Regions from separate parts of the Homo sapiens genome. Here region 2 is linked to region 1. A link is a contact called in ENCODE Hi-C data. All regions are on one chromosome and are shown on one strand. The core of a region is the stretch at or near the end of the contact, and the rest is flanking DNA. Distances in the headings are between cores, read along the strand shown. Region 1 has its middle 13 kb from the start of SMIM10. Region 2 holds the start of SMIM10L2A (small integral membrane protein 10 like 2A).

Region 1 (3,576 bases), core at 395-2,894:
TGTTCAACAAAAGATATTTACAAGAACTGGCCATTATCAAGAAAGTGAAGAATTAGATAGGCTAGTTAAGAGGCTATTAGAATAATCCAGGAGAGGTGTAAAGGTGTTTTGGACAGAGGTCATAACAGTGGAGGTGCCAGGAAGTGGTCAGATTCTGGTTGTATGTTGAAGGTAGACTTGAGTTAATGTGGGGCATGAAAGAAACAGAGGATTCAAGGATGACAGCAAGGCCTTTAGCTTGAGCAACAGAAAGGAAAGAGTTGCCATTTACCAAGATGGGGAAGACAGAGGAAGTGTAGACTTGGGAGATGAAAAATATAAGTCTTGATAAATCCATCATGATTATTAAATCATTCTATTTATTTAAAAAAGCAGGCTGGGTGCAGTGCCTCATGCCTGCAATCCCAGCACTTTGGGAGGCCAAGGCGGGAGGATCACCTGAGGTCAGGAGTTCAACACCAGCCTGGCGAACATGGCAAAACCTCGCCTCTACTAAAAATTAAAAAATTAGCCAGGCATGGTGGCATGTGCCTGTAATCCCAGCTACTTGGGAGGCTGAGACAGGAGGACTGACTGAACCTGGGAGGCAGAGGTTGCAGTGAGCCAAGATCGCGCCACTACACTCCAGCCTGCACAATAGAGCGAGACTCCATCTCAAAAAATAAAAAAGTAAACCGGTAACAGTGAAACTAAGCTTCTCTTAAATGTTCCAATATTATATGTATATATATGTAGTATGTAGTATGTATGTATATATGTAGTATGTATGTATATAAAAATTAGTAAGAGTTTTACTTAAAATCCTAACTCTAAACCCATGATTAAATTATGTATTTTAAATTCGAACCGCATCTTCTTTGGGCTGAGCTGTTTTGGGCATCCAAGGGGGGTTGACACACAGCAGTATCTCATAAAAACACATGATTCATGAAAGAAACAGAAGTGTCATTAAAACTGACTGCCCTAAGTAAATGGTGTATTATGTGCATATATGTGATTATGATGTTAAAGAAAGTAATGTAATGATCAGAGTGGCAATTCAATTTTGTGGTGTTGGTAAAACACTAAAAGCAAATGTTTCTGGTAAAATAATACAATCCCTCCTATTTTTATATTTTCAGCATCTCTGAAGATGTCCTATAATTATTTTCATTTAGTGTCCTAATATAGCAAATTAATAGATTTCTGAACATTTAACCCACCTTCTATTAACTGTTCATGGTGCATTACTCTTTGAATGTGCTGCTCTGGATGTTTGCTAATATTTGGGGCTTTCCTATTAATGTTTCAAAGTAACCACATCTGCGGCCAGGGAGCCAATAATCTGGCTGAGAGATGCATGAAGGAGGAAAATGTGTTCACAGAACCTCACTCCAGTGGCGTCCACAGCCGAGAGTCAGTAAAGGGACACGCTACAGCTGATGAGTTAGGTGAGGGGAGGAGTACGGTAGGAGGCCGCATCACCTTCCAGAACACGTGTCCTCTGCTCTCTTTGGGCAGCGGGCGCAATCTCCCCTCACACCGCAAACTGTCCTGGGATCTTCCCCCGCGCACCGCCCCTCGCCCGCGCCTGCCTTGGGAAATCTTGGCCCCACCTTTCTGATTCAGACCCCGCCTCCTGAAGAGAGTTAAGCCCTCCCCCACGTTCTCACAGCCGCGGCCCGGCCCCGTTCTGAGCTTGCGCACTAGTGACCATCGGGCTTTGGGGGCGGAGCCCGCGCAAGCACTCAGGCCACGCCCATGGCCAAGCCCACATTCCGCCCCATGGACAGGCCCACATTCCGCCCCATGGACACGCCTCCACAACCATGCATTTCCGGTGATGCTTAGAAATATAAAGATCGGAGTGGTAATGTAATTTTGTGACGTTGGTGAAAGACTAAAAGCAAATGGCAAAATCATACCCACTGACCTGAAATAGGGTCCAAATCGGGACAAAAAGGACATTTTTCTTTGCCTCCACCCTCTGACACAGCCTTTAGGAGGACAATGCCCTACGGCTGCCCCCAGCTGCCTAGAATCCACTCTACCCCAGACTACAGTGACAATTCTAAGCCCACCTGTCTTATGCAGAAACCGGGAGGCAGAAGGGGGCACACAACAGGAAGGGGAAGAAATGTTCTCTGAGGGAGAAACAGGTCCGTTTGGCACTTTCCACAGATGCACCCAACTCCGACTGGAATAACTGCTGCTTACTCCTCTGCTCATTGTGTCTTTGCAATTAAAAGAAAAAATTGAAGTAATTATCTCTGGTGAGTCACTTTCTGTATAGTTCACTTGTTATTCTCTCCTTTGTGCCATTATGAATTGACAAGTCCTTTGCAATAAGATAGAGAACAGTTTTGTAATAAAAAAGAACACAGTTGTTTAAAAAAAAACATGAAAACACAGGTTACAAAAAATGAAGCAATAAGGTAATGCACATAAATTAAGTCAAAGCAATGGAAAATAAATTGCAAACACAATAGAGTTATAAATATATATGGAAAAGAAGGACTAGATGACAATAAAACAAGATATAAACTGTTTCAGTTTATATGGTAAGAATAATGCTATTTTTTTCTAATAATCTCTGTTTTCAAATTTTCTTTAATGAATATCTGTGTACCAGCCCTTGTCCATTCTAGGGTGCTGTGGGGTTAAGATCAAACAAGGTATAGAATCACACATGCCTGGGTTTTAATCCTGCCTCAGCAAATTACTAACAGTATGTCCTTGAGCAAGTGACTTGACTTCTCTGAGACATACATATAGGGCCTGGCTGCCCAGATTACTATAAGCATGAAGAAAGATGATACAGACTAATGCTCAGCACAGGGTCTGTCAGAGGTAGTAACTGGGCTAATTGTAGCTATTACAATAGGGAACTTGATGGGTTTGTGATTTTGCTATTTATTTATTTTATTATATTACTAATCCTCAGTTAAAAATACATGTGAGAAGCATCCCCCAAATCTCACCAAATTTTTCTTTAGTTTCTTACCCTGTAGGTCCTATTTCTTCCTTGAGGGCATTTACCGCATCTTGCCCTCATATAATGTCTCTTTCCCCAGACATTGCCCCTCTCCATCCAGGCTCCTCATCGTCACTTACAGTTTCTCTGGGGAGTTAGGATGGCAGGGTGAACCAGCCTTATATACTCCCTAGTCTATGGATGGTGATAGCTCAGGGAACCTCCAGCAGCAGCAATTCCTGTCTCAGTGTGTCCCTGGCTTTCTGAGACAATGGTCATCTTAACTCACACATTCCCTTGTATAATGAAAAAATGAGGGAAGATGACATGTACTTGGCCAATGACCCTCCACTATCTGGGGGCCAGTGCAACTGGGCATCGAAAGCCTTATCTGGGCTGAGTGGCAGTGGCTCACACCTGTAATCTCAGCACTTTGGGAGGCTGAGGCAGGAGGATTGCTTGAGGCCAGGAGTTTGAGACCAGCCTGGGCAATATAGCAAGACCCCCCTCTCTACAAAAAAGAAAAAAATAAGCTGGGCGTGGTAGTGCATGCCTGTAGTTCCAGCTACTCGAGAGGCCGAGGCAAGACAATCGCTTGACCCCAGGAGTTGAAGGCTGCAGTG
Region 2 (3,576 bases), core at 283-2,782, 420 kb after region 1:
TAAACAGGCCCAGCCTTAAGTGATCCTCCCATCTTGGCTTCCCAAAATGCCGAGATTGCACGCCTATAATCCCAGCAATTTGGGAGGCCGAGGTAAGCGGATAACCTGAGATCAGGAGTTCCAGATCAGCTTGGCCAACATGGTGAACCCTATCTCTATTAAAAATACTAAAAATACAAAAATTAGCCAGGCGTGGTGTCGCGTGCCTGTAGTCCCAGCTACTTAGGAGGCTGAGGCAAGAGAATCGCTTGAACCTGGGAGGCAGAGACAGCAGTGAGCTGAGATCATCAGCGTGGAAGACAGAGTGAGACTTAGTCTCAAAAAAAAAAAAAAAGAAAAGAAAAAAAAAGAAAAAAAAGAATAGAAAAGAGAAAAAGAAAGAAAAGAAAAACCACGCCCAGCCTCCTGCCCTGGCATTTTTTTTTTTGATGCATGTATACCCATGCATGGATGTGTTGCGTTGTTGATAAAATCGTGATGTCCACACAATAACCAGAATCCAGTGATTCTGGAACTGGATTTTTTTTTTCTTGATCATGTAGGTAGGACAATTGCTCAATCAGTGTAAATGGATCCGCTGCGTTCCTCAGTTACGTGGGATACCATAGAGATGATCAGGCGTGACGGTGAACAGGTATTTTGAGAGTTCTTAAATACCCACGTCAACCTTTGTTGTGAAAACTGGGATGGGGTTGGGTGAACCTACTTCTTTCTTGCCGACAGTTTTTCAAAAGTCATGACCATAACGAAGTGAGAGCATTTCCCCACATCATTAAAACAGTCTGAAAAAACGCTACTGGGTTTTGACTGGTTTACGTTTAATAAAGATTGAATGAAACCACGAAAGGGCTTTTAAGCACACTGGCAACAAACAAACAAAAAGGCCATAAACAAGAGCAAATGAAAACCCAAGACGACCTTGTGCAACCACCATGGCAAACAATGGATTAAGAAGAGTGCTTAGAAAGGGAAGGACAATGGGGAAATTCGCCAATAAAGAGATATACGTGACCAGCAAATATACCAGAAAGGGAAAAATGCACGCATGTGGGCTTGATGGCACTCTGTAGCGCAGTTACTGCACCATGCGAATTAAAGAAAGATATAATGGCTTGGCTGGCCAGTTTTCAGGGGAGACCGTGGGAGAAGGGAGGTGATATGAACAGGCAGAGGCTTCTGCACGTGCTTTCTATACAGAATCAGCGTAGCGGCCCAGATTGTCCTCCTCCACTGCCGCTCCACCCTGGGAAATGGTCTCAAAGCGATCCCTGGCAGCTCCGCCCTTCAATCCACTCCAGCCTCCGGAGGCGCCCGGAAAGAGGCGGGGCTGTGTGGGCGGGACGGGGCAGTGGGCGGAGCTGAGCCTGCGGGGCACGTCGAGCAGGCGGGGTCGCAGCGCTGACGGCCTCTCTGCGGCTCCCGGTTGGGGGCGTGGCTAAGCCAGCGGCGGACCTATGCTGGCCTGGGGGGGTTCGGGGTGGGGGTTCGGGGGGGTGGCCCCCCGCAGTGAGGAGGTGTGGAGGGGGCGGCGTGTGCGGGATCGTGGAGGTGGGGCCGAGGCAGCGGCCGCCTGAGCCCCGCTCGGCCTTGGGAACACGGGGGCGGGGCGGCCGCGGCTCTGGGCGACCCGCTGGGTGCACTAGTGCTCGGGTCCCACCGCCCTGAGGCTCGCGCTCGAGCGGGTCAGTCGGTCGGCGGGGCCTGCGCGGGGCCCGGGCCCATGGCGGCGTCGGCGGCTCTGTCTGCAGCGGCGGCTGCGGCGGCCCTGTCTGGCCTGGCGGTGCGGCTGTCGCGCTCAGCTGCGGCCCGAGGCTCGTACGGCGCCTTCTGCAAGGGGCTCACGCGCACGCTGCTCACCTTCTTCGACCTGGCCTGGCGGCTGCGCATGAACTTCCCCTACTTCTACATCGTGGCCTCGGTGATGCTTAACGTCCGCCTGCAGGTGCGGATCGAGTGAGCGCCGGCGGCGGCGGCGGCGAAGGCCCGGCTGAAGGGGCGCCCGTGTCCCCGCCCGCCCCCGGCCGGGTCGCCGGCATGAAGGAAAGCTGGGCCGCGGCGGGGGGCGGAGGCGGGGCGGCTCGGACCCCTGGACTCTAGACCTACGCCGCCAGGGCACGACGGCCCAGCCCTGGCCCCGGCTGCGGTCTCAGCCCGGGGGCCCTGGATCGCGCAGAAACGCACTGAATGGGCCCCTGCCATCGGGCTCCAGAAACTACCTGGGCTCGGCCGACCTGTTGCCTCATATTGGCCAAAGAGGGGGAAACCAGAAGGAGGGAATTCTGCTGCGGCGACTTGACTTTCCAGGCCCGGAGCAGAAAGGTAGGAGGCGACAGGTTGGAATGGGAGAGGGGCGGTGGCTCTGCCCTTCAGATGTCAGGGCGTGTTGGCGGTCAGGGGGAAGTATGGAAGGCACCGGGGCAAACCAGCCAGAAGAGCTGTGGAGCCCAGGTGGGGAAAGGAAAGGCAGCCGCAGGCTCTCCCCTCCTCCCCAGTCATGATTGCAGGATAGGGTGAGGGGCGGCCCCCTCCCGCCCACGCCCCAGTGCCTGCCTCCCTTTCTGCAGAGGCCCCCAGGGTGTCCCCTGAACCCTGAGGAATGGAGGGTAATGGGCTGGGGGCGGCCCCGGAAGGCCCTAGAGGAGCAACGATGCCCCCACCCTTCTCTTCCCCACCAGTCGGTGGGCATAGGGAGGACGGTTCTCTTCTAGGTTGAGCCCCATATCTGTTCTCAGCCCTCAGCCCTGGGTCTCTCTGCAGCTCCTGCACAGCCCTTGGCAAAACTGCCTCCTGCCCTGTCTTTGGGGCCAGAGGACTGGTCTCTGCCTGCTCCTGCTGTCCCTTATGTTCCCCTACCCCTACATGAGGGCACCCCCCAAGCTCTGCATTTGGAGACAGGGAAGAGTGGGAGAGACGCATTCCTACCGTCCCCTCCCCTAGTCTTGCTCTTCTGCCATGTCAGCCCATGCTCCCTAAGGCCCCTAGCTAGCAAGGCCCTCCCAGGGCCAGAGTCCCATCCTCCAGCCCCAGACGGCCTCTAGAAGCCTACTGTGTACTGAAGTGATCTGGGAAAAGGAGACCTGCCTGAGCACACAGCAGCTCTCAGCCTGGGGTGGGCAGAGCAGATGGAGGAGGGGCTTGCAGAGGAGGCCATTCCCGGGGGAAGCAAGGACGTGTCTGGTGGCCAGGCAACTGAGGTCCCCATCTCTTTCTTTCTCTTTCAGGCATTGGCATTTGTAGGCGGTGACCCGCCCCTTCTCTGGCCTTGCCAAGAGTCACATCCCTGCCCAGGGGCACCTCTGGCCCTGGAACTTGCCTGGGCAGAGGCAGCGTGAAGGGCCTGAACAAGAGGAGAAGAAGGGCCTTCCTAGTAGAGGCACAGCATGGACAAAGGCTCACAGGGGTGGGGGTGCCCAGTGATCGAGTCCTGGCTTGGGAAGGAAGGTCTGAGTTCCCTGGGAACTGAAATCTGCTAGCAGCACTGTGAGAGAGGTGTATTTCCCCCTCCTAATGACAGAGGAAACTGAGGCTTCAGGGAGGGGTGGATTTGCCCTTGACATGCAGATAGGAGGAGGAGGA

The links. A loop is a pair of places that touch in the nucleus more often than their neighbours do. Pooled maps may share reads with other maps.
Region 2: a loop to region 1 is called in a pooled map, with 11 times the contacts of the local background. The contact joins the promoter of SMIM10L2A here to the enhancer-like site in region 1. A Hi-C loop is called at or near these places in 8 of 50 pooled maps.

What each region holds. Positions count from the first base shown.
Region 1 is chrX:135,002,552-135,006,127 of GRCh38, forward strand. No RefSeq gene overlaps it. Among named protein-coding and RNA genes, the nearest start is that of SMIM10, 13 kb to the left of the region's middle. RefSeq lists enhancers at 1,521-2,031, 2,032-2,540 and a silencer at 1,554-1,613. Within about 2 kb of position 1,645, at least 5 of the 41 ENCODE cell types and tissues checked have a DNase peak (open chromatin) inside an H3K27ac peak, as active enhancers do.
Region 2 is chrX:135,420,412-135,423,987 of GRCh38, forward strand. It overlaps SMIM10L2A (small integral membrane protein 10 like 2A), which reads left to right and starts at 1,533. Exons shown (of 2, transcript NM_203306.3): 1 at 1,533-2,319; 2 at 3,222-3,576. The coding sequence starts at 1,721. The coding sequence ends at 1,957. RefSeq lists a silencer at 1,594-1,823.